Linked DNA regions of Homo sapiens: region 2 is linked to region 1. A link is an interaction called in ENCODE POLR2A ChIA-PET data of the cell type or tissue named here. Cell type or tissue: A673. All regions are shown on one strand. Each heading gives the region's core, and the rest is flanking DNA. Links, peaks and the distances in the headings are about the cores only. Region 1 overlaps CELF1 (CUGBP Elav-like family member 1). Region 2 overlaps CSTPP1 (centriolar satellite-associated tubulin polyglutamylase complex regulator 1).

What was found. Peaks named below come from ENCODE experiments on the same cell type or tissue, not always from the same donor. Only the 100,000 strongest peaks of a DNase experiment are listed, where the experiment ranks them.
Region 2: POLR2A ChIA-PET joins it to region 1 with 8 read pairs; 2 of 35 experiments call an interaction of 5 or more read pairs at or near these places.

The regions. Positions count from the first base shown.
Region 1 is chr11:47,531,964-47,547,579 of GRCh38, reverse strand. All of the region lies in intron 1 of CELF1 (CUGBP Elav-like family member 1), which reads left to right. Among named protein-coding and RNA genes, the nearest start is that of CELF1, 13 kb to the left of the region's middle. RefSeq lists an enhancer at 4,914-5,413. In A673, for the core only: CTCF peaks have their summits at 7,564 and 10,321; DNase peaks (open chromatin) are centred at 7,169, 8,639 and 12,689; H3K27ac peaks cover 2,030 bases.
Region 2 is chr11:47,068,529-47,084,144 of GRCh38, reverse strand. All of the region lies in intron 3 of CSTPP1 (centriolar satellite-associated tubulin polyglutamylase complex regulator 1), which reads right to left. Among named protein-coding and RNA genes, the nearest start is that of ARFGAP2, 100 kb to the left of the region's middle. In A673, for the core only: no CTCF peak of the experiment used is centred there; no DNase peak of the experiment used is centred there.

The sequences.
Region 1 (15,616 bases), core at 5,095-13,094:
TCAGCCTCCTGAGTAGCTGGGACTACAGGCATGAGCCACCTAGCCTGGCTAATTTTGTATTTTTAGTAGAGATGGGGTTTCACCATTTTGGCCAGGCTGGTCTCAAACTCCTGACCTCAGGTGATCTGCCCGCCTCGGCCTCCCAAAGTGCTGGGATTACGGGCATGAACCACCGTGCCCAGCCCTAATTTCCTTTTATGGCTGTGTTCCTTTACTTCTTGAGGTCAGGAATGTCTCCTTTATTTTGCTATCTTCTCCTCTCTTGGAGTTCTATAAAGGTTCAATTGATTACAATTCATGCTCTTCATATGGATTGCCAATCACAGAGAGACGTCCACTGACATATTCAAACTTCTTGAAAATACAAATATGTCAGCATGTATAAAGTGGTCTATAACGATAATCCAAATCACTGTTTATAGCATTTTAAATTTCTAATCTAGTCAGATTTTCCTATCTTTGAATATACAGCATTTTCTTTCTTTCTTTTTTTTTTTTTTTTTTTTTTTTTTTTGAGGTGGAGTTTCGCTTTTGTTGCCCAGACTAAAGTAATGGCATGATCTTGGCTCACCACAACCTCTGCCTCCCGGGTTCAAGTGATTCTCCTGCCTCAGCCTCCCAAATAGCTGGGATTACAGGCATATGCCATGACCCCCAGCTAATTTTTTGTATTTTTAGTAGAGACGGAGGTTTCTCCAGGTTGGTCAAGCTGGTCTTGAACTCCTGACCTCAGGTGATTCACCCACCTCAGCCTCCCAAAGTTCTGCAATTACAGGTGTGAGCCACTGTGCCTGGCACAGCGTTTTCAAAAAATGTGTGCTGAAAAAGTATCACATGAAGAGGATAAGAATTGACAAGTTCCTGCCTTTGCTTTATACCTATAATATATGAATGGCTTTCTTAGGTGGACCAATTTCTAGGTATCTTATGTTGTGCACAGATAAATTTGTAAATCTGTCATTAATGGCCTAGTTAGAATAATACTTTCAGGTATGAACATTTCAAAGATACTCATAGGTCTCTCAGTTTGTTCTAGTGTGAAGAAAGTTGGCCCGGCGTGGTGGCTCATACCTGTAATCCCAGCACTTTGGGAGGCCAGGGTGGGCGGATCATCTGAGAAACCCCGTCTCTGCCAAAAATACACAATTAGCCAGGTGTGGTGGCGCATGCCTGTAATCCCAGCTACTTAGGAGGCTGAGGCAGGAGAATCGCTTGAACTAGGGAGACAGAGGTTGCAGTGAGCCAAGATCAAGCCACTGCACTCCAGCCTGGGCTACAAGAGCAAAACTCCATTCCCTCCCCCGCCCCCGCCCCCGGCCCCCGCCCAAAAAAAAAAAAAAAAAGATACTGAGAGTATCTGTCAATTGCATGAAAGGCCTTTCTCCTATTTTTCTCCCTTAAAAAGATGTAGGGAGGCCGAGGCAGGCAGATCACAAGGTCAGGAGATCGAGACCATCCTGGCTAACACGGTGAAACCCCGTCTCTACTAAAAATACAAAAAATTAGCTGGGCATGGTGGCAGGCACCTGTAGTCGCAGCTACTTGGGAGGCTGAGGCAGGAGAATGGCGTGAACCCGGGAGGCGGAGCTTGCAGTGAGCTGAGATGGCACCACTGCACTCCAGCCTGGGTGAGAGTGGGAGACTCCATCTCAAAAAAAAAAAAATATATATATACACACACACACACACACACACACACACACACACACGCAGACACACACACACACACGTATACATATGAGAGAGAGGGGCTGGGCATGGTGGTGCATGCCTGTAATCCCAGCACTTTGGAAGACTGAGGCGGGCAGATTGCTTGAGCTCAGGAGCTTGAGACCAGCCTGGGCAACATAGCTAGACCTCATCTCTACAAAAAATACAAAAATTATTGTATTTTCCTACAAATTTTGTAAAACTTTTCTACTAAAAAAAGAAGAAATAGAAATAAGGTCTCTGGCAGCTAGGCAAACTTTATGCTGTAAGACTTCAGATTCACTCCTTGTTATTAACCTCTTAATGCTCCTTGTTATTAACAATATGTTCCTTATTAACCTCTTAATAACCTCTTAATAACTCTTGTTATTAACCTCTTAATAATGAGTATTGGAGACTTTATGGTTCTGAATGAAGGTCAGTATTTATTTGTTCTTTTGAGACAGAGTCCCGCTCTGTCGCCCAGGCTAGCGTACAGTGGTTCAATCTCGGCTCACTGCAACCTCTGCTGGGAGGGGTTCAAGCAATTCTCGTGCCTCAGCCTCTCAAGCAGCTGGGATTATAGGTGCCCGCCACCATGCCCGGCTAATTTTTGTATTTTTAGTAGAGATGGGGTTTCTTCATGTTGGTCAGGCTGGTCTCGAATTCCCGACCTCAGGTGATCCGCCCACCTCGGCTTCCCAAAGTGCTGGGATTACAGGCATGAACCACTCCACCCGGTCTTAATTTTTGTATTTTTATTAGAGATGGGGTTTCGCCATGTTGGCCAGGCTTGGCCAGGCTGATCTTGAACTCCTGATCTCAAGTTATCCGCCTGTCTGGGCCTCCCAAAGTGTTGTGATTACAGGCATGAGCCACCATGTCTGGCCTATTCTTTGATTCTTGATTTTTTTATTTTTATTTTTTTGAGAGTGAGTGTCACTGTTGTTACCCAGGCTGGAGTGCAGTGGCACCATCTCAGCTCACTGCAACCTCCACCTCCTGGGCTCAAGTGATTTTCCTTCCTCAGCCTTCCGAGTAGCTGGGATTATAGGCATGTGCCACCATACCTGGCTAATTTTGTATTTTTAGTAGAGATGGGGTTTCTCCATGTTGGTCAGGCTGGTCTCAAACTCCTGACCTCAGGTGAACTGCCCGCCTCAGCCTCCCAAAGTTGATTGCTATTAATATAATCCTATAGTTACCAGAACACGTATACTAGAATTACAGTACACTGAAATGGTCAAAAGGCAAATAAAATAGAAATAAGAAAATTTTGATGAAAATCTGGAGAATTAAGTCTTTCTGTAATTGAGAGTTGATTTTTTGATTGTGGAATCCTTGAAATGGTTTGAAAGAATGATGTGACTTGAATGGGCTTTATAAACACAGCCTGGTAAGGATAGCTGTGACAGCTTGGGACAGTGGATTTGGGGTACCACCAGTTAACATTTCTGGCCCTGTTTTCCTGTCTTTAAAGTGGAGATACCAACTCAGAATAGTAATGTGAGGATTAATTGAGGTAACTTATGCTAGGCACTGAACAGTGCCTGATACAGTATTGATAATGCTGTTTCTTTTTCCATGTGTAAAATGGGCATACCACTAGTCTCTTGGGTCAGTAATGCATTTCAGCCAAATGAAATAAATAACACAGGTGAACTGCCTAGGAGTGCCATACATAGATGAGCAGTAGCTACTATGTCAGTGTTCCTTTTGTTCCCTTTTATGAGTGCATTTTGTTTTGCATTTTCTTGTGTCTGTTGTGGCTTAAGGGATAAGATTTGTGTGTCTGAAATGCTGTGCTAAACAGGACGTTGTTCCTTGTGGAATACTTGGGTAATATGGTTTCCTAGATTTCATATTCACTATTTCTACTTTGAGAGTCTACTGTTAGGAGGCTTCTGTGTTCAAAGAAAACTGAAAATTATAAATGAATATTTTGGATTTGTAATAGGGGACACTTGGGTCTCTTCGTAGTTTCAAGTGACAAGTTGAGGCGGGGAGGAGGGCTCTAATATTTAGAGTTGTAATGCAGATTTAAGACTTAATCAGTTTTAGCTATTTGCTTTGTAAACTATATTGTATCAAGAGTCCTTATTTGCCGAAAACAGCTTTCTTTTTTTTTTAGAGACGGGGTGGGGACAGGGGTCCACGGGTCCGCTATGTAGCCCAAACTGGTGCAAACTCTTGAGCTCAAGCAGTCCTCCTGTCTCAGCCTCCTGAGTAGTTGGGATTGATTACAGGAGGGCAACATCATGACTGCCTTGAAGACAGTTTCCTTGATGAGACCTTTGTAAAATAACTTTGGTCTTGTCATAGAATTGGCTTAGAATCTTCTTAAAGTAGAGGTTTCTTTATAGAATTCTATAGTTATTTTTTAACCTCTGCTGTGCTGTGGAGGCCATGAGTACATATTTGTTTATTTTACACTTCATTAAGTTCCAGATTTGTAAAGTTTGGGGCTTTTTTGGGCTGTTGTTTTCCGAGACAAGGTCTCATTGTGTCACTCAGGCTGGAGTGCAGTGGCGTTATCGTGGCTCACTGTAGCCTCAACCTCCCAGGCCTCAAGTGATTCTTCCCCACCTCAGCCTCCCAAGTAGCCGGGACTATAGGTGCGCAACACCACGCTTGGCTAATTTTATTTTTTGTAGAGATGGGGTCCCACTATGTTTCCCAGGCTGGTCTTGACCCCCTGGTCTCTAGCAATCCTCCTGCCTCGGCCTCCCAAAGTGCTGGGATTACAGGCATGAGCTACCATGCTGGCCTTCTTTTCCATTAGAGACAGGATCTCTCTTTGTTGCCCAGACTTGAGTGCAGTGGTGCAATTATAGCCTGGAACTCTTGGGCTCAAGCGATCCTCCAGCCTCAGCTTTCCGAGTAGCTGGGACTACAGGTGCACACTGCTACACCTGGCTAATTTTTGTAGTATTTGTAGAGACGGGATCTCTCCTAGTCTTGAACACCTGTCCTCAAGTGATCCTCCTGCCTTGGCCTCCCAAAGTGTTGGGATTACAGGTGTGAGCTGCCGCACCCAGCCCTGTTGATATTTTCTAAAGATGAGCACAGTCCAGCCCTGTTGATATGTTGTAAAGCTGAGCACGGTGGCTCACGCCTTTAATCCCAGCACTTTGGGAGGCCAAGACACGCGGATCACGTGAGGCCAGAAGTTTGAGACCAGCCTGGCCAACATGGTGAAACACTGTCTCTACTGAAAATACAAGACTTAGCCAGATGTGGTGGTGCGTGTCTGTAATCCCAGCTCCTCAAGTGGCTGAGGCACAAGAATGGCTTGAACCCAGGAGGTGAAGGTTGCAGTGAACTGAGATCACGCCACTACACTCCAGCCTGGGCAACAGGGAGACCCTGTCTCAAAAAAAAAAAAAAAAAAAAATGGAGAAAGTATCAAGAATGATGAGGTTTTTTTAGTGATTGCATTGATACCTAATGGATCTCACTTAATCAAATTTGATGTGCCACTTTTAGATATGTTCATGGGTGCAGATACGGCTTTATTTATTTGAGACAGAGTTTCACTCTTGTTGCCCAGGGTGGAGTGCAGTGGTGCGATCTCAGCTCACTGCAGCCTTCGCCTCCCGGGTTGAAGCGATTCTTCTGCCTCAACCTCGAGTAGCTGGGATTATAGGCACCTGCCAGCATGCCTGGCTAATTTTTGTATTTTTAGTAGAGATGGGGTTTCACCATGTTGGCTAGGCTGGTCTCGAACTCCTGACCTCAGGTGATCCACCTGCCTCGGCCTCCCGAAGTGCTGAAATTACAGACGCACGCCACCGCGCCCAGCCCAGTACGGCTTTAGAAAGAACTCTCCACTAACTTTATGACCTCCAGGTCTTCTTTTTATAGCTACATTCAGCTTTGACAAAATGGAGTTGAATAATTTTACTTTCTTTCTAAGTTATAACTCCATTAAAACTGTGTTTTGGGGGGGAATGTCTTTAGTTTGGGGATTATGCAAAATGAAGTTTTTTGATTCCTGGGCTGTGTAATTTTGTACTGTTATACTTTTAATTTCGAAGGGTCAGTAGTTTCCATTTTCTTTCTTTCTTTCTTTCTTTCTTTCTTTCTTTCTTTCTTTCGTTCTTTCTTTCGTTCTTTCTTTCGTTCTTTCTTTCGTTCTTTCTTTCTTTCGTTCTTTCTTTCGTTCTTTCTTTCTTTCTTTCTTTCTTTCTTTCTTTCTTTCTTTGACAGTCTCGCCCTGTCACCAGGCTCTGGAGTACAGTGGTGAGATCTTGGCTCGCTGCAACCTCTGCCTCCTGGGTTCAAGCGATTCTCCTGCCTCAGCCTCCCAAGTTGCTGGGATTATAGGCATGCGCCACCACACCCAGCTAATTTTGTGTTTTAAGTAGAGACGGGGTTTCACCATGTTGGCCAGGCTGGTCTCAAACTCCTGACCTCAGGAGATCCACCCGCCTTGGCCTCCCAAAGTGCTGGGATTACAAGTGTGAGCCTCCACACCTGGCCAAGTAGTTTCCATTTTCATAGTAACATTGCTACTCTTTAGCAAAATAATCATTAAGTTAGAAACTGTCACCACTTTCTCCTTGTTCTTTTACCTTTTTGTTTCCTGTGAGATTGAGTAAGCTCTTGCAGACTGTGTGAATATGTATGATATTGGTGATAATGTGAGGTGACTAATAGTCTACTGTGAGTAGATTGTCTTTTTTAACCCAGTATTATTTGGACATCTGTTAAGTTTTTGTTAATTTCTGTTTTGTACAGATAATTTGCTGTACGCTTTTTCCAGTTGCTTTGTACTTCTAGCTTTTGTGTATGGGAAACATTCTACTTTTCAGCTCCAGCCGCTTTCCCTCACACTGCAGTCACATAGCTCAGCTAGTGTTTCTTTCCTGGATGAATTCTGTCTGGGTGTTGCTGCTGCTAACTTACCATGCTAGATCGGGTGGGATATTCTCAGTGAGAAACACCTGTGCCATTTACTGGCTGCTTGCCTGTTTTTTGTTTTGTTGTTGTTGTTGTTGTTGTTTGAGATGGAGTCTCTCTCTGTCGCCCAGGCTGGAGTCCAGTGGCGCGATCTCGGCTCACTGCAGCCTCCACCTCCTGGTTTCAAGCCATTCTCCCTGCCTCAGCCTCCCAAGTAGCTGTGATTACAGGTGCCCACCACCATGCCCGGGTAATTTTTGTATTTTTAGTAGAGACGGGGTTTCACCATCTTGGCCAGGGTGGTCTTGAACTCCTGACCTCGTGATCCACCCACCTCGGCCTCCCCAAAGTGCTGGGATTACAGGCGTGAGCCACCGCGCCCAGCCTGCTTGCCTGATTTTGAGTGCTCTCTGAGCAAGAGTCTCGTGGGGGCCGAGGAGTGAAAGGAAGTCAGGGTGGTGATGACAGCTTGAAAATGCATAACTGTTTGACATTTGTCAGCTAGTGGGTGATTACTGCATGATGAAGCAGCACTGCTTTGTGTTCAAAGTCATTTTATAGCAGGCTTTCAACAAGGATATTTTACTGGAAGCTGTTTATGTGGTAAAAGATTATTTATCCCTTAGGTCTGTATTTCCTAGATGGCTAGAGCAAGAGGAGCAGACATCACATTTCGTGTTTAGGAATGCTCTTCAGCCCCTCCATGCTCATGATTCAGTATTTGTCATTTAGTGCACAGCTAATCTTTTTCATGAGGCTTTTCCTGTCCATTCATTCCTGTACCTGATTTAGTATTTTATTATTTCAGCAAGATTTTAAGCTTTTTGAGGATGGAAACTGCCTTACTGCTTAGTGTATTGCATATACTTTAGGGGAGTGGTTCAGGCATATAGTCCCTACTCTAATTATACCTTGTGATTTAGCCCCTCTTGTAATATCTTATTGCACCAGAGGTGGACACCTGGCCCAAGCTGGGCAAATCACTTTGTCCTAGGAATTTGAGATTAGAACTGAGATTCAAGTCTTTAAGATACAAATAGTCACCTACATTCAGAGAACTCAGGACATAAAATCAGATGCTGGTATGCAGCCAAGTTCAGGCTCGTACAGGTGGAAGCAGTGAAGGTCATTCCGTAGGGAGGGAGAAGTAAGTAGATTTCATCTGGAAAGAAGCATAGATGAGAAATGCAGCTCTGGAGAGAGGGCAGCCATCCACATGCAGAGCAAAAATCTGGATGCCTAAAGACTTTCCAGGTGTGGGCCTGTTTGGAGTTCTTGGAGTGGTCTAGTACCCTTTCAGTTAACTCTAGTTTTTATGTAAGCTTTCTGTTATTTTCAGCCGAAATAACTTTGAGTTAGACTTAGTACAGAGCTCTGCACAGCACTTGTAAAATTTGAAATTTAGAATCATCTTGTCAGGGATCATGGCTCTTTGGAAGAGTAGCTGGGATTACAGGTGTGTGCCACCATTCATGCCTGGCTGATTTTTTGTATTTTTAGTAGAAACAGGGTTTCACCATGTTAGCCGTGACTGGTCTCGAACTCCCGACCTCAGGTGTTCTGTCCGCATCGGCCTCCCAAAGTGCCGGGATTACAGGCTTGAGCCACCACACCCAGCTGTTGGGAAGAGTGCTTTTTCCCCCATACCCTCCTTAGCCCCAGGCAAAAGGCCGCTGGAGGTCTTGACTCCTTCAGTATATATATTTGCATTTGGTGTTTAGAATGCTTTGCCAGATCAAGATTATGAGTTTATTTTTTTAACAAGTTTTTTATAATTATTTGTTTTTAATTTTTTTAGGAATATGAGCCTGTTAAAAATAATACTGCTATTTCAGATAGGAAACTTAAAGTGAGCCATCAGTTTTAGAGAATTTTTGTTTGTGAGGCATATGGATTCAGTCTTTTCTTCATTTCTAGTTAAGTGGCGTTTGTTTTAGTTTCCTGATTGTTTCCTCTTAAAAAAATGTTGATGGGCTTGAGTGGAACACAATAATGTGGGTTGAATGGCTGTTGAGACTTTAAACAAAGGGTAATGGTGAATGGCTGTGTGCCCAGTTGATGGAGTCTCTCTGGTCCCAGCTCAGTAACTTCATGAATGATCTGTGAGAGGAGCATCACAGTGGTGTTTTTCTCTTTGAGAAATGTTAATAAGGGAGAGGGGGAAGCTCTGAGAAAGACAGTTTAGCGCTTCTAACGTGATTTTGTTTTTTTCCTGTGATATTTTGGTTTGTTAGGTTGAAAGACTTTATTCCAGAGAAATGTAAACATTCCCTGTAATACTAATGAGCAGGAATTAAAAAGAGACAAGCTAGTTTTGAAATGGAGATTTTTTTTTTTTTTTTTTTTGAGACGGAGTCTTGCTCTTTTGCCCAGGCTGGAGTGCAGTGGCGCGATCTCGGCTCACTGCAAGCTCTGTCTCCCGGGTTCACGCCATTCTCCTGCCTCAGCCTCCCGAGTAGCTGGGAGTACAGGTGCCCACCACCATGCCTGGCTAATTTTTTGTATTTTTAGTAGAGACGGGGTTTCACCGTGTTGGCCAGGATGGTCTTGATCTACTGACCTCGTGATCTGCCCGCCTGGGCCTCCCAAAGTGCTGGGATTAGAGGCGTGAGCCACCACGCCCAGCCAAAATGGAGATTTATATACAACCTGGTACACAGCCAACATCAAGATTCTGTCTTCCATATATAGATAATGTAGGATAGAAAAAGCTAGAAGATATTATTTGATATCAGAGATCAAATGATGATTGCAAATATATCTAAACAATATTATGGGCCAGGCATGGTAGCTCATGCCTGCATTACCAGCACTTTAGGAGGCTGAGGCAAGAGGATTGCTTGAGGCCAGGAGTTTGAGACCAGCTTGGGCAAATACAGGGACTCTGTCTCTACAAATAAAATTATTTAGCCAGGCATGGTGGTGCACACCTGTAGTCCTAGCTATTTGGGAGGCTGAGGCAGGACTCAACTCCTTGAGCCCAGGAGGTTACAGAAAGCTATCATTGTGCCAATGTACTCCAGCCAGCCTGGGTGAAAAAGTGAAACACCTTTCTTTAAAAAAAAAAAAAGAAAAGAAAAAAAAGAAAACAAAATGATTATGCCTTTATGTGTTGTGTGTATCGTACTAAACCCAGTGCTGTGCATAGAGGAAATTTTACAGTCTATAGTGTTACATAAGTACTGGGGCCTTGCATAAAGTAGATATCTGGTAATTATTTGTTGACTACTCCATGTCTAGTCAAATGGCACTTTAATTTTATGTTTTGGAACAGTTCAGTATTAAGGATTAGTAATAGGAAAAAGACTTAACATTTTAATTCTGTGAATTTAAGTCATTGTCTTCTGAAGATGGAGTACTTTAAAAGCTCCAAGGAGTTATCTGGAAAAAAAATGTAAGCAGCTTTCCATCAAAAGACATTATGGTTAAGGTTTGTACTGTAGGCCTGGTGTGGTGGCTCACGCCTGTAATCCCAGCACATTGGGAGACTGAGTCGGGTGGATCACGAGGTCAGGAGATCGAGACCATCCTGGACAACATGGTGAAACCCCGTCTCTACTAAAAATAACAGAAATTTGTTGAATGTGGTGGTGTGTGCCTATAGTCTCAGCTACTCAGGAGGCTGAGGCAGGAGAATTGCTTGAATCCAGGAGGTGGAGGCTGCAGTGAGCCAAGATGGCGCCACTGCACTCTAGCCTGGGCGACAGAGTGAGACTCTGTCCCAAAAAAAAAAAAAAAAAAAATTTGTATGGTAAAAACCTTGTGGAGCTCTGATCTTGAAACTTCGTAATTTTTATTGCCTGAACAGTCAGAAGGCTCCTAGACAACTCTGATTTTGGCTCAGTTTTCAGTAGCTCCAAAGAATAAGAAAAGGATAATCTGATATTGCTGGCAGTCTGCACTCTTGCCTTTCTGGGCCAAGACATGCTTTTCCAAATAAAATCAAGGAAATAGTAAACCACTAGTAAAAATGAATAAAGCATCCAAGAGTTTGCCTCCTGTCATGTCCTGTTTTCTCCTTTTTGTTTCTAGGCTGTTTGATATTAAACTCATGTGCCAAAACTATACTGTGGACTTGTCCTTCCTACTTCCCCTTTCAAGCTGATGGGAAATAATTATGGAAAGACATTATGTTTATTATATATTCATTGTTTTTATTGCGTGCTATTTCTGTTTAATAGTCTCTGCATACATTTACAAGTGCAATTTTTATTTTTTATTATTATTTTTTGAAATGGAGTCTCACTCTGTCACGCAGGCTGGAGTGCAGTGGTGTGTTCTCAGCTCTGCAGCCCCCGCTTCCCAGGTTCAAGTAACTGCCTCAGCCTTCTGAGTAGCTGGGATTACAGGTGTGCACCACCACGCCCAGGTAATTTTTGTATTTTTTTTAGTAGTGACGGGTTTTCGCCATGTTGGCTAGGCTGACCTCCAACTCCACCTGACCTCAGGTAATCTGCTCACCTTGGCCTCCCAAAGTGCTGAGATTACAGGCATGAGCCACCACACCCGGCCTACAAATGCAGTTTTTTAAAAAGCTTTGCAAACCTCTTTACTGAGCTAATTTGGGTTATAGATAGCATTGGGAAACTATCTATCAGTCTGTCTATCTATCTATCTATTTATTTATGACAATCTCGCCTTGTCGCCCACGATGGAGTACAGTGGTGCAATGTTGGCTCACTGCAACCTCCGCCTCCCGGGTTCAAGTAATTCTCGTGCCTCAGTCTCCAGAAGAGCTACTACAGGCCGTTGGCACCATGCCCAGCTAATTTTTCTATTTTTAGTAGAGATGAGATTTTGCCATGTTGGCTAGGCTGGTCTCAAACTCTTGGCCTCAAGTGATTCACCTGCCTCAGCCTCCCAAAGTGCTGGGATTGCAGGCTTGAGCCACCATGCTGGCCAGAAACTATTTAAAAACAAACTCTTGGGCTGGGTGCAGTGGCTCATGCCTATAATCCCAGCACCTTGGGAGGCTGAGGCGGGCGGATCACAAGGTCAGGAGATCAAGACCATCCTGGCTAACACAGTGAAACCCTGTCTGTACTAAAAACAGAAAAAATTAGCTGGGCACGGTGGCACACGCCTGTAATCCCAGCTACTTGGGAGGCTGAGGCAGGAGGCTCGCTTGAACCCAGGAGGTGGAGATTGCAGTGAGCCGAGATTGCACCACTGCACTTCAGCCTGGGCGACAGAGCAAGACCCTATCTCAAGAAAAAAACAAAAACAAAAAAACTTGTGGGCATGCTACAGGAAAGCTTAGGTGAGTAAATATAGCAAAACAAGACATGATTTATTTTTTTTTTTTTTTTGAGATGGGGTTTCGCTCTTGTTGCCCAGGCTGGAGTGCAGTGGTGCAACCTTGGCTCACTGCAACCTCCACCTCCCCGGGTTCAAGCGATTCTCCTGCCTCAGCCTCCTGAGTAGCTGGGATTACAGGCATGCCCCACCATGCCCGGCTAATTTTCTATTTTTAGTAGAGACGGAGTTTCTCCATGTTGGTCAGGCTGGTCTCGAACTCCTGAACTCAACTGATCCGCCTGCCTCGGCCTCCCAAAGTGCTGGGATTACAGGTGTGAGCCATCTCGCCCAGCCCAAGACATAATATGTTTGTGGAGTATCTTAATAACTATTGCCTACGGTAGTTAATGGTATATCTTATCTCCATAGAACCATTTTTTTTTTCTTTTGGTTTGTGAATTTGTTGTATGAATTGGTTCTGAGTTTGGTTTTCAACACATTTAAATGGAATTTATATTTAGGTTTCAGTAGTTATTAGTGTGAGGGATACTCTTGAAATTTGTGCCAGGTACTTTTCTGGCTCAAACTATTATGGATCAGGCGTAGGGTAGCTGAAGTTCTAGATTATTACTGTGAAATCAAGTGCTGTTTTTGTTAATGTTCATTTGTCTGGTATAAGTTTGCTCTGGGGCTAAGCTAGATCTATGGAAAGACTTAACCCTTTTCCAGAAAGCTTCCAACTTAGGGAAAAAAATTTTTTTTTTTCTAATTCTGACTGTTCCACTTCTGAAAAAAACAGATCCACAGATCAGACTTGTAAATGATCTGTTTTCTTAAGATATCTTCTAACAGAATGGGTCTCCAGGGAACTGAGTGACAACACACATTTAGCTGGGAGTGGCAGTTCATCTCCCTAAACGTAATTTAACATCACATTTATCTACACACTACAGTTTTGGAGGCATACTTGGAGATTGAACTTATACTTCTCTTGGCTTATTTTATTTTATTTTATTTATTTTTGAGATGGAGTCTCGCTCTGTCGCCTAGGCTGGAGTGCAGTGGTGCGATCTCTGCATACTGCAAGCTCCACCTCCTGGGTTCACACCATTCTCCTGCCTCAGCCTCCCGAGTAGCTGGGACTACAGTTGCCCACCACCACGCCCGGCTAATTTTTTGTATGTTTTTAGTAGAGACAGGGTTTCACCATGTTAGCCAGGATGGTCTCGGTCTCCTTACCTTGTGATCTGTCTGCCTTGGCCTCCCAGAGTGCTGGGATTACAGGCATGAGCCATGGCGCCCGGCCAGCTTTATTTTTATAATTTTGTGTCTGATATATTTCTAACATAATTGTGTAGAGAAGCTGAGATTTCTTGAACTTTGGAAAACATTGAAATCTTGATAGAAAAAATACTAAATATGGCCAGGCGCCGTGGCTCATGCCTGTAATCCCAGCACTTTGGGAGGCCAAGGCGGGTGGATCACCTGAGGTCAGGAGTTCGAGACCAGCCTGGCCAATGTGGTGAAACCCCATCTCTACTAGAAATACAAAATATTAGCCGGGCATGGTGGCAGGCGCCTGTAATCTCAGCTACTTCGGAGGCTGAGGCAGGAGAGTAGTTTGAACTAAGGAGGCGGAGGTTGCAGTGAGCAGAGATTGTGTCACTGTACTTCAGCCTGGGCAACAAGAGTGAAACTCTATGTCCAAAAAAAAAAAAAAAAAAAAAAGGAAAGAAAAAATGCTAAATATAACTTATGTTGTGGTCTGGAAAGAAATAGCAGCATACATAGGTCATAGAAACTTCAGTTGAGTTTATATTGATGTAGCTGCTTTTATGAAGAGGGAGGGGAAAAACTAAGAGTTGAATATATTTAACTATTGTGCAACAGAGTGTCACTAAAATAGTTATAAATATTCCTTTTTTTTTTTTTTTTTTTTTTGGGGGAGAGTCTCGCTCTATTGCCCAGGCTGGAGTGCACTTGAGCAATCTCAGCTCACTGTAACCCCTGCCTCTTAGGTTCAAGTGATGCTTCTGCCTTAGCCTCCCAAGTAGCTGGGATTGCAAGTGCCCGCCACCATGCTCAGCTAATTTATGTATGTATGTATGTATGTATTTATTTATTTTTTGAAATGGAGTCTCGCTCTGTAGCCCAGGCTGGAGTGCGGTGGTGCGATCTCAGCTCACTGCCACTTCCGCCTTCCGGAGTTTAAGCAGTTCTCCTGCCTCAGCCTCCTGAGTAGCTGGGACTACAGGCATACACTGCCATGCCTGGCTAATTTTTTGTATTTTAGTAGAGAGGGGGTTTCACCATGTTGCCCAGGCTGGTCGTGAACTCCTGAGCTCAGGCAATCTGCCTGCCTTGGCCTCCCAAAGTGCTGGGATTATAGGCATGAGCCACTATACCCGGCCAATTTTTGTATTTTTAGTAGAAATGGGGTTTCACCATGTTGGCCAGGCTAGTCTTGAATTCCTGACCTCAAGTGATCCCCCCGCCTCAGCTTCCCAAATTGCTGGTATTACAGGCGTGAGTCACTGCGCTTGGTCTAATATTTCTTCAGAAATGTATACTGTATGGTACTATTTCTTGAAGGTAGCTTGCTGAAATAATAAGATCAGCTTTCTGAATTGCCAGATCCAGAACATCAAAAAAAAAAAATACTGTGATAGAAAAAAAAAAGCCTTCTGGATCCACCCCCAGGAATCCTAGTGGGTTCCCATGGTAACAACCTCTTTGCTTACAACTTGTCACTGTGTAACTGTCACTGGGGTTCAGAGAAAAGCCAGTATAGCAAGAACTGTGTGGCATTAACAACTCCTTAATAAAATGCTGTTGCACATTTGCAGTGAGCCAGAAATAGAAAAGAAAGTTTAAAGGTTTTAATTTCTGTGTTCCGTTAATTAGAAGCTTTAAAAAGCTGCCTAATTATGGTAAGGTGCTGCAGCAGTGGGAAGGTGGTGGGTGGCCCAGGCTGGCATAGGAGGGAGAAAAAGTAAGCTATAGGCTGAAAATGCTAGAAACTTCAGAGATTTTTTTCTTCTTTAATCCTATCATTTTGAAAATGAGGGACATGGAATGCCTTACTTAAATTCACATAGAGATAGAAGCAGGAATTTTCCCAGCACTGTTCTGTTGTTTCTACCCACACATTGGATTCACCTTTCCTCTACTTTTCATAGTGAAATCAGTTTCTGAGGTTAGCAAAGGACCTTTACAAAAGTTATGCAGAGAAACTTTCTATCCATGGAAGGAATCCCTTCTACAGCATCCTGGGCAGGCAGCGTCTGCCTCTTTCCTCAGGTGGAGGTGACTTGTTTAATTGGCAAAAGCCCCTGTACTGGAGTTCAAAGGGAAGATAGTTTTATGTGGATTCCCCATTTTAAAGCTATACATTGTTTTTCTCTCATCATAAAAGAGCAATTGTACACTGGGCATGGTGGCTCACGCCTGTAATCCCAGCACTTTGGGAGGCCGAGGTGGATCACCTGAGGTCAGGAGTTTGACACCAGCCTGGCCAACATGGTGAAACCCGTCTCTACTAACAATACAAAAATTATTTAGGCCTGGTGGTGGGTACCTGTAGTCCCAGCTACTCAGGCAGCTGAGGCAGGAGAATCGCTTGAACCTGGGAGGCGAAGGTTGCAGTGAGTTGAGATTGCGCCACTGCACTCCAGCCTGGGCGACAGAGCGAGACTCTGTCTCAAAAAAAAAAAAATAAAAATAAGAGCAGTTGTAATCAGAAAAATTCCCAAATGTTTTTCAGTAGCCTGTTTATCTCCATTTAAGT
Region 2 (15,616 bases), core at 3,967-11,966, 460 kb after region 1:
TGCAAACTAAAACCACAATGAGATTTCATTTCACAACCACTAGAATGGCTAAAATGCAAAAGACTGACAATACCAAATGTTAACAAGCAATTGTAAAAACTGGAATTCTCATACATTGCTGGTGGGAATGTAAGATGGTACAACTGTTTTAGAAAGCAGTCAGTAATTCAACCCTTAGGTATTTACCCAAGATAAATGAAAACATACATCCATAAAAAGACCTGGAGACAAATGTTCCTAGAAGATTTATTCATAATGGGCAAAAACTGTACATAACCCAAGTGTACATTAACAAGCAAACAAAAAGCAAAGTGTGCTATATTCATACAACGGAATACTACATAGCAGTAAAAAGGAATGAAGTGCTGATACATTCCACAATGTGGATGAACATTTCTCCAGAAAAGATACACAAATGGCTAATATGCATGTAAAAAGATGTTCGACATCATTAGTCATCAGGAAAATACAAATCAAAAGGATAGTGAGATACCATTTCACACCTCTAGGCTGGCGATAATAAAAAAGACACGTAACATCAAATGCTGGCAAGAATGTGGAGAAATTGTAACCCTCATAAACTGTTACTGGGAATGTAACAGAGTGCAGGCATTTTGGAAAACAGTTTGGCTGTTCTTTCAAACACAGAATTACCATATGACCCAATATTCCACTCCTAGGTATATATCCAAGAGAACTGAAAACATGTTCACAAAAAAGTGTGTATACAAACATCCACAGCAGCATTATTCATGATAGCCAAAAAGTGGAAACAATCCAATGTCTATCAATGGATGAATGGATAGACAAAATGTGGTATAATCATACAATGGAATATTATTTGGCCACAAAAAGGAATAAAGTACTGATACATGTTACAACATGGATAAATCTTGAAAACTGTAAGTGATGCAGCCATAAAAAGGAATGAGATCATGTCCTTTGCAGGGACAAGGATGGAGCTGGAAGCCATTATCCTCAGCAAACTAACGCAGGAACAGAAAAACAAACACCGCATGTTCTCATTTATAAGTGGGAGCTGAACAATGAGAACACATGGACACAGGGAGGGGAACAACACATACTGGGGCCTGTTGGGGGGTGAGGTCGGGGGAGGGAGAACATTAGAAAAAATAGCTAATGCATACTGGGCTTAATACCTAAGTGATGGGTTGATCTGTGCAGCAAACCACTATGGCACACATTTACCTATGTAACAAACCTGCACATCCTGCACATGTACCCCAAGAACTTAAATAAAAACAAAGAAAAGAAAACATTGAGTGAAAGAAACCAAATACAGAAGCCCATATATTGTATGATTCTATCTATATATAATCTATATGAAATGTCCAGAATAGGCATATCCACAGAGACAGAAAGTAGGTTAGTGGTTGCCTAGGACTGGGAGTTTGTGGGTGGGGAAAAAGGGGAGTTACTGCTAATGTGTACGGGGTATTTTTCTTGGCAGAGGGGGCTTGATGAAAATATTCTAAAACTGATTTTGGTGATGGTTTTACAACTGAATATTCTAAAAACGACTGAATTGTACACTTTAAATAGGTGAATTGTATGGTATATAAATTATATCTCAATCTAGTTATTAAAAATAATTTTTAAAGAACCACTTATACAATCCTTTACTATAAACTCTGTTCATTTTCATCCTTCAATCTTCTACTGAGTTTTTGGTATTTTTATTATTGATTTTTAGGAACTCTGTATATAAGGAAATTAGCCCTTCATCTGTGATATAAGTTGCAAATACTTTCTGTTTGTTGTTAATCTTTTGTTATTGTTTACAGTATTTGTTGGCAAGCAAATATTTTTCCTCTTTCTGCAACAAAATATATCAATCTTTTCTTTTATGGCTTCCAGGTTTTTTTTTATCAGCTCTCTTAGAAACATCTTCCCTTCTGTGAGATTGTAAGAACATCTTTCTGTGGTTTCTTCATGTTTGTGTTTTTGTTTTTTGTATTTTTTTTTTTTTTTTTTGAGACAGGGTCTCACTCCGTCTCCCAGGCGGGAGTGCAGTGGTGTGATCATGGCTCACTGAAGCCTCCAACTCCTGGGCTCAAGTGATCCCCTCACCTCAGCCTTTCGAGTAGCTGAGACTATTGCTACGAATGGCAAAAGCCGCAATTACCTTTGCACCAACCTAATATAAGCGTGCGCCACCACACCCTGCTGTAAAAAAAAAAAAAAAAAAGGTTTTTTTGTAGAGACAGATTTCTTTACATTGCCCAGGCTAGTCTTGAACTCCTGGGTTCAAGCAATCCTCCCACCTCGGCCTCCCAAAGTGCTGGGATTACAGGTATGAGCCACTGTAGCTGGCCTATATTGAAATTTTTGATCCATCTAGAATTTGTTTGCATATAAGATGTGAGGAAAGAATCCAATATCATATTCTTAACATGGCTACCAGTTGTGCTCATTAATTTAAATGCTCTCCCCAATGTAGATTAATTTTATTTCTATATTTGAGTCAATTTCTAAGCTTCTGATTCTGGTCCATTGATTGCCTGTCTATTAATATGTCAATAACAAATGTGCTGGTGATGAAGAGTGTGGTGATGGAGAGAGTACATGTTCTGGAGCTAGCACCTGAGTTCAAATCTGAGCTCTGCCACTTATTGGCAGTGTGAGTTTGAGTAGGTTAATCTCAACGGGCTTTTATGAGAATTAAATGAATTGTTATATTTAAAGAGCTTAGAACAGTGCCTGGCACACAGTGTTTATTGTTAGCAATTATAGTGGAATTATTATAGCTTTATAACAGATTTTAATATCTATTATAGATATTAACGAGGCTGGTATCTCATTATTTCTTTTCTTTCTCGGGATATTTCTGGTTATTTTAGTCTACATATTTTTTCTGTATGAGCTTTACAATCATTTCTCTCAAAAAAATAAGCAAATAAGCAAAAAGTCCTATTGGTTTTTTTTAGGGAGATCATGTTAACTTATAGATTAAATTAAGGAGCACTGACAGGTTTATGATTTTAAATCTTCCTAAGAACATACCATGCCTTTCCATATGTCCAAGTCTTTTTTTTGTTTCCAGTAGTGTTTTAAAGCTCTCTTCATATTCTTGTTACATTTCTTCCTAGGTATGTAATCTTTTTTTTTTTTTTTTGAGATGGGGTCTTGCTCTATTGCCCAGGCTGGAGTGCAGTGGTCTGATCTTGGCTCACTGCATCCTTAAACTCCCAGGCTCAAGTGATCCTCCCATCTCAGCCTTCCCAGTAGCTAGCACTACAGGCACACACCACTATGCCTGGCCAATTTTTGTATTTTTTGTAGAGACAGAGTTTCACCATGTTTCCCAGGCTGGTCTCGAACTCCTAGGCTCAAGCAATCTGCCTGCCTCGGCCTCCCAACGTGCTAGGATTGCAGGTGTGAGCCACTGCACCTGGCCCTTATTATTTTTTAAAATAAATTATTGATTTTAGTATATTTTGTCCATCTACCTTGCTGAAGCATAATGTTTATAATAGATTTCAATTTGATTACCTTGGGCTTTCCAGCTAAGTAATCATATCACCTGCAATCATGTAATTTTTCCTTCTCTTTTAAAATTTTTATGCCTCTTATTTCTTTTTCCTGCCTAATACAGTAGCATTGACTGGTTATTTTCAGAAAAATGGAAATAATGTTAGCAAAGAGTAAATAGTGAAATTATTATTTTTTGAGACGGAGTTTCACTCTGTCACCCAGGCTGGAGTGCAGTGGCACGATCTTGGCTCACTGCAACCTCCATCTCCCGGGTTCAAGCAATTCTCCTACCTCAGCCTCCTGAGCAGCTGGGACTATAGGCGCGTGCCACCACCCCTGGCTAATTTTTTGTATTTTTAGTAGAGACAGGGTTTCACCATGTTAGCCAGGATGGTCTCGATCTCCTGACCTCATGATCCGCCTGCCTCGGCCTCCCCAAGTGTTGGGATTACAGGCGTGAGCCACCGCGCCCGGCCCTGAAATTATTTTTATAATTATATATATCTTGGACTCCTATCTCATATTTCTTCCTTTTTTTTGTTTGTTTGTTTTTGAGATGGAGTTTTACTCATGTTTCCCAGGCTGCAGTACAATGGCATGACCTTGGCTCACTGCAACCTTTGCCTCCGGGTTCACGTGATTCTCCTGCCTCACCCTCCCAAGTAGCTGGGATTACAGGTGTGTGCAACCATGCCCGGCTAAATTTTTTTGTATTTTTAATAGAGACGGGGTATCACCGTGTTGGTCAGGCTGGTCTCGAACTCCTGACCTCAAGTGATCCACTCGCCTCCGCCTCCCAAAGTGCTGGGATTACAGGCGTGAGCCACCGCGCCCGGCCGTATTTCTTCCTTCTGAAAGATGAACATATAAAAAGAATTTCAGATATATATGAAAATATATGAGATATATAAGAAATATATATGAGAAAAGTCTTTTATGTTAAAAAACAGTTTAGACAAATGTATATTCAGCATAATCTCTACTATGCAAAGACAACAATGCATAAAAATACTAGAAATAATTAGCAAGTATTTTAATGGTGAGTGGATTTATGAGTGATTATTTTTCTACTTCATTACACTTTCCTGTACTACTACATTTCTACAATGAGCAAGTTTTTCTTTGATCAGAAAAACATAAACAAACAGGAAAAAAAGAATTAATCAAGTATGCAGCTTTTGGCTGAACTTGACTTTGAGCTTATGTGCTGATGCTTGAAATCCCTATCACCAAGCTCTCTTGACTCAGGCCAGTTTTGCGATCTGCATCAGAAATGCTTTATCTATTTCTTCCATCTGGCTAGGTAGTCTATATTCTAATCCCACAATGATGTCACTTCTCTTCTGCTCTTCTTTTATCTGAATCCAGGTGTTCTCCAACACGCTCTCACCCTCAGATTTGTGTCCAGATGTCCATGCAGCTACAGATCTTTTTGATATCAAACTGTTTTGTGTCATTTAAGTCTCTCAAGTATATTTCTTTTTCGTTGCTCATGATCCCCCACAAGACCTCCGAATGACCTAGATTGAAGTGTCCCACAAGAAAACCTTCTCTCTGGTATTCTTGAGCACTGACTCTCCTTGAGCAAGCATTTTCTAAAGTTTTTGAACCCTGGAATGTCTCTTAAGACACTCCAAGGAAACGCCATCCTAGCCAAGATGATGATTAATACAACTTTTGGAGATAGAACGTTCTTGAGGGAAGTCCAGAAACCATATTGATTGGCTTTATTACAAATTTCTGCTATCTAACCTCAACTGGACACTCGTGGCTACTGGATAATCATTTTAGTCATCTCCTTTTAACTTGGCATCACATGCCTTCAGATATTTTCCATTCTCAAATTTCCAAGCTAATCCTATGCCCCAAATCCAAACTCTCAGCAGAGAACCTCTTATTTTCTTGAGAAGACTGAAGCCACCTTTTTAAGTCCCTCAATTTCCTTCCTTTATACCTTAATATTTCTCTGCATTTTCACTTATCTGCACCTCTTCCTTCCTTCTTTCAGAGAAAGAAATCTTTCCCTTCTCTTCCTACAATTAATCTTTCCATCTATGCTCTTGAGTCCATGTTATCTCAGTTTCTGGGACCTTGCTCCACCAACTATCCCCTTTACGCTTGCATCGTTGACCTTACCTTCTCCATTAACTCCTTGCTGTCTATGCACACATGTCTAAGTGGTGTCTTAATCTAAAAAATCTTTCATAGACTCAACTCACTAACACCGCTTTCTCCTCCCTTTGTTTTCAAAGCCAGATTTCTCAGAGGAGTATGCTATGCTCATTACCTCCTCTTTCTTACTACCCATTCATTCACTCAGTAACTCCTTCAACGTTGCTTCCGTCACTCAACTAAAATGGTTCTCTTGGAAGTTATAACTCATTTCACCCCAACCAAACTACTGTAGTAATTCTTCTAACCTGTCATACTTAACAAAACTCACTGAGTCCTCTGTTTTTTGCTTTGCTTCTTTAAATAATATGTTTATACTGCTATTTCTTGATTTTTAAATGTTAGACATCTTTTAACTTTCAGTTGAAGATGACAAATTATCTTTTTCACCACACACATATACTTCCCATCTGTCCATCTTTTCATGATACTAATTTTGGCTTACCAATATTCAGTATTTACTCATTTATGACTATGTAAATATTATGCACAGCAAAAACACAAGGTATATTATTATATTTTCTTTCTTATACAACCTTTTGTTTTTCTTAGAATGATTATTTCTTTCTCGGTTTGTGGGGGTTTTTAAGTATTAATCAGTGCTTCTTCAACTGAAGTATTAAACCCTAATTCTCCAACTGAAGGTTGGACAATTTTTTTACACAACAGATAATCAATTCTATTATTTAATTTTCCTGCAGAAATTCCTCCTAGAGCCTTCTGTCCTGCTACTTCAATCTGAATTGCTTTCTAGCTGTCTTGCACAAACTGTTGTCCTGCAACTACCTTCCATTATCATTCTAAGAATTCTCTTTCTTTCTCTCCTGTGTTGCACCCCTTGATGCTAGATCTCATAATTTCATCTTCCTAAACTTATTCTCACTTTTTGATAAAACATACTCTTCAGTAGTTTCATGAGAAAGGCTGCATAAAAGTTAAAGTTTATGAAACCCTGCCCATCTAAAAATCTTTATCCTCGGCTGGGTGTAGTGGCTCACACCTGTAATCCTAGCACTTTGGGAGGCCGAGGTGGGCAGATCACCTGAGGTCAGGAGTTCGAGACCAGCCCGACCAACAAGGTGAAACCCGTCTCTACTAAAAATACAAAAAATTAGCTGGGTGTGGTGGCGGGTGCCTCTAATCTCAGCTGCTTGGGAGGCTGAGGCAGGAGAATCGCTTGAACCCAGGAGGCGGAGGTTGCAGTGAGCCGAGTTTGGGCCACTGAACTCCAGCCTGGGCGACAAGAGCAAGACTCTGTCTAAAAAGAAAAAAAAAAAAAAACAACTTTATCCTCACAGTTGATTGATAGTTCGGTTTGGTACAGAATTCTAGGTTGAAAATAATTTTCTCTTAGAATTCTAAAAGCATTGCACTTTTTTTTTTTTTAAGCTTCTCATGTTGCTGTTGAGAAGCCTGATGGCATTCTAGTTCTTCCAATTTCTCTTTCTAGAACTTCAAATTTTTAGGTCTTATACTCCTGGACTGGGCCTTCAGTTTTCTTTTTTTTTTTTTTTCCTCCTGTTTTCTACTTCTTTGCCTTTGCTGGGTAATTTCTTGATCTTTCAACCCATCTACTGAATTTTTCTTTCAGCTATTACAATGTTTACTTTCTAAGAACTCTTTCTTGTTCCTTTTTTTTTTTTGGAGACAGAGTCTTGCTCCATCACCCAGGCTGCAGTGCAGTGGCACCATCTTGGCTCACTGCAACATCTGCCTACTGGGTTCAAGCAATTCTTGTGCCTCAGTCTCCCGAGTAGCTGGGATTACAGGCACCATGGCCAGCTGATTTTTATATTTTTAGTAGAGACGGGGTTTTGCCATGTTAGCCAGGCTGGTCTTGAACTCCTGACCTCAGGTGATCTGCCCTCCTCGGCCTCCCAAAGTGCTGGGATTATAGGTGTGAGCCACCATGCCTGGCCTCTATTTTGTTTTGTTTTGGCTTCTGGCTATCATATTAGAGACTTCCCCCAAATTTCTGGTGATCCTTGAATACCTGAATATGTTCATTCCTATTTGGTGCGAGGTACTAAAAAACTGGTTATCTGAATGAATTGGAGCTTGTTTATATTGAGCTTCACTGTAGAATGAATGGGCGGAAACCTGGTCATTTCATTGTGCAACTCCTAAATGTCAGATTTGTAGGGACTTCCTCTGAGGCTATTTCAGTTTCTCCAGAAAATATTCCAGAATCCCACCTGGGGTATATTCATTTGGAAGCCAGCATTCTGACAGCTAAGCAAGGGAAGGGAGCTGGAAAATAAATGTCAACATTTAGCAGATAGACATTGACAATCTTTTTTCACTAGGGCATCTCACCTACGCTCTGTGTCTGGTGCTCCTGAGTCAAGAGCTCCTCTAGTTTAATATCTCCAGTCTTCTATGGAATGAAGGGTAGTGACCTTGATGCTTGAAGTTGGGGGAGGGATCTGGGGATCTAATTGCTCCTCATAATGATTTTCAATATATCCTCTTATTTTCAGCTCCCCTCTCACTCCCAGTTTCAGAGTACTTGACACCTCCAATTCTTTTTTTTTTTTTTTTTTTTTTTTTTGAGAATGAATCTCGCTCTGTCACCCAGGCCTGGAGTACAGTGGCGCAATATCAGCTCACAGCAACCCAGCAACCTCCACCTCTCAGGTTCAAGAGATTCACCTGCCTCAGCCTCCTGAGTAGCTGGGATTACAGGCACCTGCCATCATGCTGAGCTAATTTTTGTATTTTTGTAGAGACGGGGCTTAACCACCCTGGCCAGGCTGGTCGCAAGCTCCTGACCTCAGGTGATCTGTCTGCCTCTGCCTCCCAAAGTGCTGGAATTACAGGCGTGAGGCCACCACGCCTGGCCGACACCTCCAATTCTTGAACCCACCTCCAATTCTTGAACCCTTTTAGGCCTCTATGGCACAAACATACCTTTTTCCTTTTGCAAGTAGTTATACATCAGTTTTCTTTACCAAATCAGTTTTTACTTATGCTTCTGCTGTCCACCGTCTAAAATTTGGTGGATATCTATTATTTCCTGTCATGTCTTCCTTTGTTTTGTTCTTGTGCCTTTACATCTTTTCTCCCTCTTTATTATACTTTTATTTTATTTTATTTATTTATTTTTTGAGGCAAGGTCTTGCACTGTTGCCCAAGCTGAAGTGCAGTGCTGCGATCTCGGCTCACTGCAGCCTCTGTCTCCTGGGTTCAACCGATTCTCCTGCCTCAAGTCCCAAGTAGCTGGGACTACAGACATCTGCCATCACACCTGGCTAATTTTTGTAGTTTTAGTAGATATGGGGTTTCACCATGTTGGCCAAGCTGGTCTCGAACTCCTGACCTCAAGTGATCTTCCTGCCTTGGCCTCCCCAAAGTCCTGGGATTACAGGCATAAGCCACCACACCTGACGTATTACAATTTTAGTGTGCTCTACAGAGACAGCAAATAAACACATGTATTTGGCCTGACACTTTCTAGAGGGTCTATAACTATTTACATGTCCATTTTCTTTCAGACGAGACTGTGAACTCTTTAAAAATAGAACTATATTCTCCTTATTCTTTTAGTACCAGCACCTAGAATAATACCTGGCACAGAGGACACACTAAAAAAATACTGTTGAATAAACGAATCGATGAATGAGGGAGCTCCCTGTATATCTTTCATCTGGCATAGAGCTTTGAACATTGAAAGCACTTAATAATACACAAATTCAATAAGGAAAACTTTATGGCTGACATTTTGTACTTAAAATTTCAAATATATGGTTCTCAGGAAGACTTGTATACATTGTAATTATCACTTACATGGCTACAGCATTTAGGGTATACACTACAAACAGAATATAGTCCTGTTAACTAAGTAACTGCTAAAAGTGAATTCTGATTCCATTGTTTGAAAAGTCTCCATCTTAATGTCTTTTTTAAAAGAAAATTTCCCCCCTTCCCCAACCTTAGTTTTGATTTTTTTTTTTCTGTTTTTTTTTTTTTTTTTTTTCTGAGACAGGATCTTGCTCTGTTGCCCAGGCTGAAATGCAGTGGCATGATCACAGCTCACTGCAGCCTCAACCTCCTGAGCTCAAGGAATCTTCCCACCTCAGCCTCCCAAGTAGCTGGGCCAGAGGCGTGAGCCACTATGCCTGGTGAGTTTTTCTTATTTTTGTAGAGATGTTGGTCTCATTGTGTTGCCCAGGCTGGTCTCAAATTCTTGGGCTCAAGCAATCCTCCCATGTTTGCCTCCCAAAGTGCTAGGACTATAGGCATGAGCCATGGCAACTGGTGCTTTTTGATTTGTTGTTGTTGTTGTTGAGACTGTTGCCCAGGCTGGAGTGCAGTGGCGCAATCTCAGCTCACTGCAACCACTGCCTCCCGAGTTCAAGAGATTCTCCCGCCTGAGCCTCCCAAGTAGCTGGGATTACAGGTGTGCACCACCACGTTCGGCTAATTTGATTTTTTTAATAGAAGAAGAAAGGTGTAGGAACATATTAACCACAAATTAAAAGACTATATGAAAAGCCACTGTTTGACTTGAGAACAAGCTTGTGCACAGAGATGACAGTGTTACACAGCATATGTACTGAAATCTTCTACCCTCAATACACTAAAATAATGAATTTTTCATAGTAGTCATAGTTTTTACATCACTTTAGAGTCAATATTCAGAATAATTACAAAATATTTTTCTAGGACCTGCTCAAGTATACAAAAATATAGTTTGTAATATATCAAAGATATCTTATGAAATAAACTTAGCAATAAAGCAAACTTCTCCATCACAAATCATATTTACTTTTTATTCTAGACAAGCTGGTTTCCTCCTTTCTTTTCAAAAAGCATTATTATTATCACTTTAGCGCTCATGCTGCCTAAAATGCCTTCTTCTCTCCCTCCTATTCAATTTTTGTCCATCTTTCAAGGTCCAATCTAAGCTTCCTTTTCTTTCTTTCTAAGTTTTAAAATATTTCTCAAAAAAATACAGGGTCTCACTATGTTGCTCAAGTTGGTTTTGAACTCCTGGGCTCAAGCAACCCTCCTACCCTGGCCCCCCAAAGTGCTCGGATTACAGGCATGAGTCACTGCACCCAGCCTAATCTTCATTTTCGATGAAAGCTTCCTTCCATTGAGAGCTTCCTCTCCTCTTCCTGATGCTCCGTAGCACCTTTTTGAACCATACATCCCGACACCGGATTACATTCTATAGGATCCCACTCCCTAGTTGTCTTCCCAGCTAGATTGTAAGCATCTTGGTAGCCAGGCCACAGCCTTCTTTCCTATATCTCATAATTTCTAGTACCACTTTGGACACATAGCAGATGCTCAAGCAAAATTTTCCTATATGAAAGCTATAAAAATAGCTTTATTTTTACTATGATTATAAAAATGTTATATGCTCATTATAAAAACTCAGACAATATAAAAATGTGTGAAGAAAAAAGTAGTCTCAACACTAAGAGAAAATCATTCACAACATTTCAGTAAACCTCCTTCCAAATATTTTTGTATGCATGTAAACATATAAAGACATAAAGATACATAATTTTATATAAATAGTACTCTACCATCATGCTGTTCTCACAATAAATATAAATGTTCAGTGTCTGCCTAGAATATTATCACATATTTGCTCATCATTGCTTTCTGAATTTAATTTTACTTTAAAAGTAGAAACATACTTTCAAGAAATTATTGGACAATTAGCATAATACATAAGGCTCTGATCACTGAAATTATATATTTTTCAGACTATGAATTATTTTGTCATCACATCTATTGTAATTATAAGTTCATTTTTTATCCATATATGTGTGTGTGTATATATATATATTTTCTAATTAAAAGAGCTGGAATACATCTATATATTTTAAAAGATATTGGTCATCTGGTAAACACTTTTGTGGACTACTCATTAATCCTTATATGTTTTGTTATACATCTTTCCTGAGGTTTCAATTAGCTAATATATCCTCACATTCCTTCTTCAAGTGACAAAGCTGATGATAATTACTTTCCTATATCGGTTTCATCTCAATTGGATGGCCTCTTGTTTAAACGATAGTGGTGATGGTAAAGCCTACGTTATATAATTTGTCCATGTAAAATCCATCAAATTGAGTTTTTGAGAAATGGTAATTTACAGCTTTAAAGGTTCTGTTTGGTCCTGTGCATCTAGAAAAACAGCTTGCAACCTACTAAGTTCCTTCTGGTCATGCCAGATGAGAATTTCCAGACCGTTTTTCAAATCAGGGCAAGGGGAAAAGAACAGAACAGGGAATCCTTGGCTGCCACAGCCAGCTTCAAATAATTCAGTGTGCTGGGAACAGCAGCCAACTGGGTGCGACTGACTGCACCCTTGCACCAAAGCCAGAGAACAAAGATGAAGGGTGAGGAAATTAAGGAGATTCTTGAAGTGACTTCCCAGGAGGAATCTCAGACCAGCCACACCCAGTCCCTTCATCTTAGTAAATAACTCAGCAAAACTGCAAATGGGCTTAGTGGAGTCCGTGAAGGAACCTCTCCCACAGAGTGGGGGATTTCTTCCTCACTGCTGCTACATGCAACTTCCCAAACCCAAGCTTGCCTGCAGGGGAAGTGTGTGCTCTCCCCAAGTCACAGCATGTTTATTATATGATGCACAAACAAACAGCAAATAGTCCTTGGAGGGTTTTCTCTATTTCCTGGCAGCAGAAAGAGAGCAGCTGTCTTACAGTTTAACTGGGGTTTTGGCCTTTTTAATACAGTTTTTAAAGTTTGTAGTGGAAATCCTATTTTCTATCTTTATCTGATGGTTAAATTGAAATTTGAAGTGCTCCTTCCAAGACAGGCTGAACTGATTGGTAGTGGACTATATAAGTAAGCACGACCCAGCAGGCATTCATTATTTTATTCACCCAGTATTTATCAAGCACCTACAATAAGCAAGGTTCAGAATGGGGATCCAAAGATAAAATATGCAGTCTTTGCCCTCAAGGGAGCTAACAATGATCATTATCACAATGATAAAAGCAACAGACTTTGACAGAGCAGTTATTACATACCGGGATTACTGAAGGCTCCAGTCGGTTATCAAATCTAGTTTTCACAACACTGAAGTAGTATATTCTCCATTTTATAGATGAGAAAACTAAGGCTTGGAAAAATTAACCTGACCATGGTCACACAGCCATATCCAATAAAAAAGGCACCTGAACCTAGGGCCATTTGACTCTAAAGTCTTTCTCTTTAGTGCCTCACACAGAAGTAAACAGATAGTTGATATTACAAATTTACAATCTAGATGGGGAAAAAGGAAAGATAAAAATCCACTTATTCTTAATTCCACATGGCATTTTATGAAAGAGACTATGTATCTGCCAATAACTAAATATAAGGTATGATAGGACAAATGCCCTAAGAGGTCGCTTTTGAATGGAGGCAGGGGAGGGCAAGGACAGGAGGAAATGGGAATCTACTTGAGCTGGGTCTATTTGAGGATGGGCAGGACTGTGACAGACAGACATGGGGGAAAGTTCTACATGGTGGGAAAGCAAAAACAGAGGTGTGAAAGGGGGAAAGCACAAGGAGTGTTTGGGGAAAGTGTTTCTGTGTGGCCAGAGTATAGTCTATAAGTAGGAGAGTAGTGGTTGGAAAGCTGGTGTTGGGTCATGAGTAGCCTTATGATAGTCATAAATTCATATTTCATTAGTAGGCAATACAGAACCATTGAGGTTCTCAGCAGCAGTGACAAGACCAGGGCTGTGCTTCAGAGAATTACATTTCCAACTGTCTTGCAGGAGTTCTCAAGCTTCAGTGTGTATGAGAACCACCTGCAGAGCATTTAAAATGCCTGGGTCCCAACCAAAAAGATTCTGATTAAAGTGGTCTGGGGAGGGACCTAGGCAACAGTATTTTTTAAAAGCACCCTAGCTGATCCTAATATGCAAGCAGGGTTGAAACCGCTTAATGTTTCCCAAACTTGAGTGATCCTAAGAATCACCTGAAATGCTTGTTAAAATTAATTCCCAGGCCCCTTGCCTGCTGGCTGTGGTCGAGTACGTTTGAGGTGGGATCAAGGAATCTGTCTTTTTGACAACCTCCCCAAGGTGTCTAATTAGGTTTCTAAATTAGGGTCAGGCGGTATCAGTGGGAATCAAGAGCAGGTTATGCCAAGCAAAATAAAACTGGAAAATATTAAATTTTCAACATTATTTATATTTGCTTTTACATACTTCCAGCTCTCTCTCTCTCTCTCTCTCCCCCTCTCTCCATCCATCCACCCACCCTGTTTGAGATGGTGTCTCACTCTGTTGCCCAGGCTGCAGATCAGTGGGTATTTACAGGCACATTCATAGTGCACTTATGTTCTCCAACTCCTGGGCTCCTGGGCTCAAGTGAGATTACCGGCATGTGCACTGTGCCTGGCTTGGTAGATCTACTTTAGAGAATGCGTTTAATAACGTTGTGTGTTACAGTCTCACTTCAGCCTAACTTTAAAATTAAAAAGCAACAACGGCCGGGTGCGGTGGCTCATGCCTGTAATCCCAGCACTTTGGGAGGCCAAGGCGGGTGGATCATGAGGTCAGGAGTTCAAGACCAGCCTGGCCAACATGGTGAAACCCCCGTCTCTACTAAAAACACAAAAATTAGCTGGGCATGGTGGCACATGCCGGTAATCCCAGCTATTTGGGAGGCTGAGGCAGGAGAATTGCTGGAACCAGGACCCAGGAGGAGGAGGTAGCAGTGAGTGAGATCGTGCCACTGCACTCCAACCTGGGCTACAGAGTGAGACTCTGTCTCAAAAAAAAAATAATAATAATAAAATAAACAGCAACAACAACAACAATAAAACTCTTGTATTTTCAAAGAACTTCCAAAATCTGCTTATTATGTCCTTCAAAGCATGAAATATCCAATAAACAAGTATTATACGTCCCTCTCTAATAAGAATTATTATTTTTAAATTTTAAACCAGGTGGAGTAACTATTTTTTCTCTTGAAGATAGGTAAAATGGAACTTAAAATTAAAGAACTTGTAGCTACTTTACCTTCATCTGTAAAACAATGAAAGAAGAAATAAAATCACATGGGCAATGCATTCTTATGCCTTAACTACTACAATTACGTTTTGGGCTACAAAATCATACATTCATCTCAGAGACTAAATGACACAAAATGTATATGTTCATTTAGCAGCAGAGCATGATAATGGCTAGAACATTTGACTGACAACCAGAAGACCTGAATTTAGTCTTGGTTTTACAGGTCCTACCAAGTGACTAGGAGACCTTGGCTTTGATTTTTATATTTACACAATGGGGAAGGGTTGAAGTAGATCAGTAGTTTTCAAACCATGTTCCACAGAAGCTTAGAAATTTGCAGAGGCACTTAGAAGTTTCTATAAAAGTTTAATTTCAATTCTTATTAAAAACATACTTTTATTTAAAGTCTATAAGAAAAACAAAATGTACACTAAATATGTTACACAGTAAATTTTAATATACACACACTATCAACCTGTGCTCATAGGTTAACTCATTTGTGGAATTTCTCCTACTCCACAAATATATATATATATTTGCAACTGTAAATGTGCCACTGATTAGGAAATTATTATCTGCTCTGGTCTTTTTATTTTCTTTTTAATCCAGGACTATATTGGCATGAAAGCTGAGATTACATAAAATCTTTATACTGGATGAGAAGACAGATGTTGTCAAGCTCTCCTTTTACTTATATGATCTGGTATAGAAGCAAATGCAAAGTAAATTTATTATTTTATAAAATGCTTGATAATTATAAAATGGAAGTCTTTAAGTGTTAAGATACTAACAAAGTAGTATAAGGTAGTCATATTTGTACGGTGACTGGAAAGGCAATGGCAGAAAAAAATTCAAGGAGTAGAGGATCACATAAAAGAGAAGGCAGCCAAAAATATTGTGTAGATAAGCACTAGCAGTTAAAATTATACAAGAAGTTTTCTTTTCTTTTTTTTGAG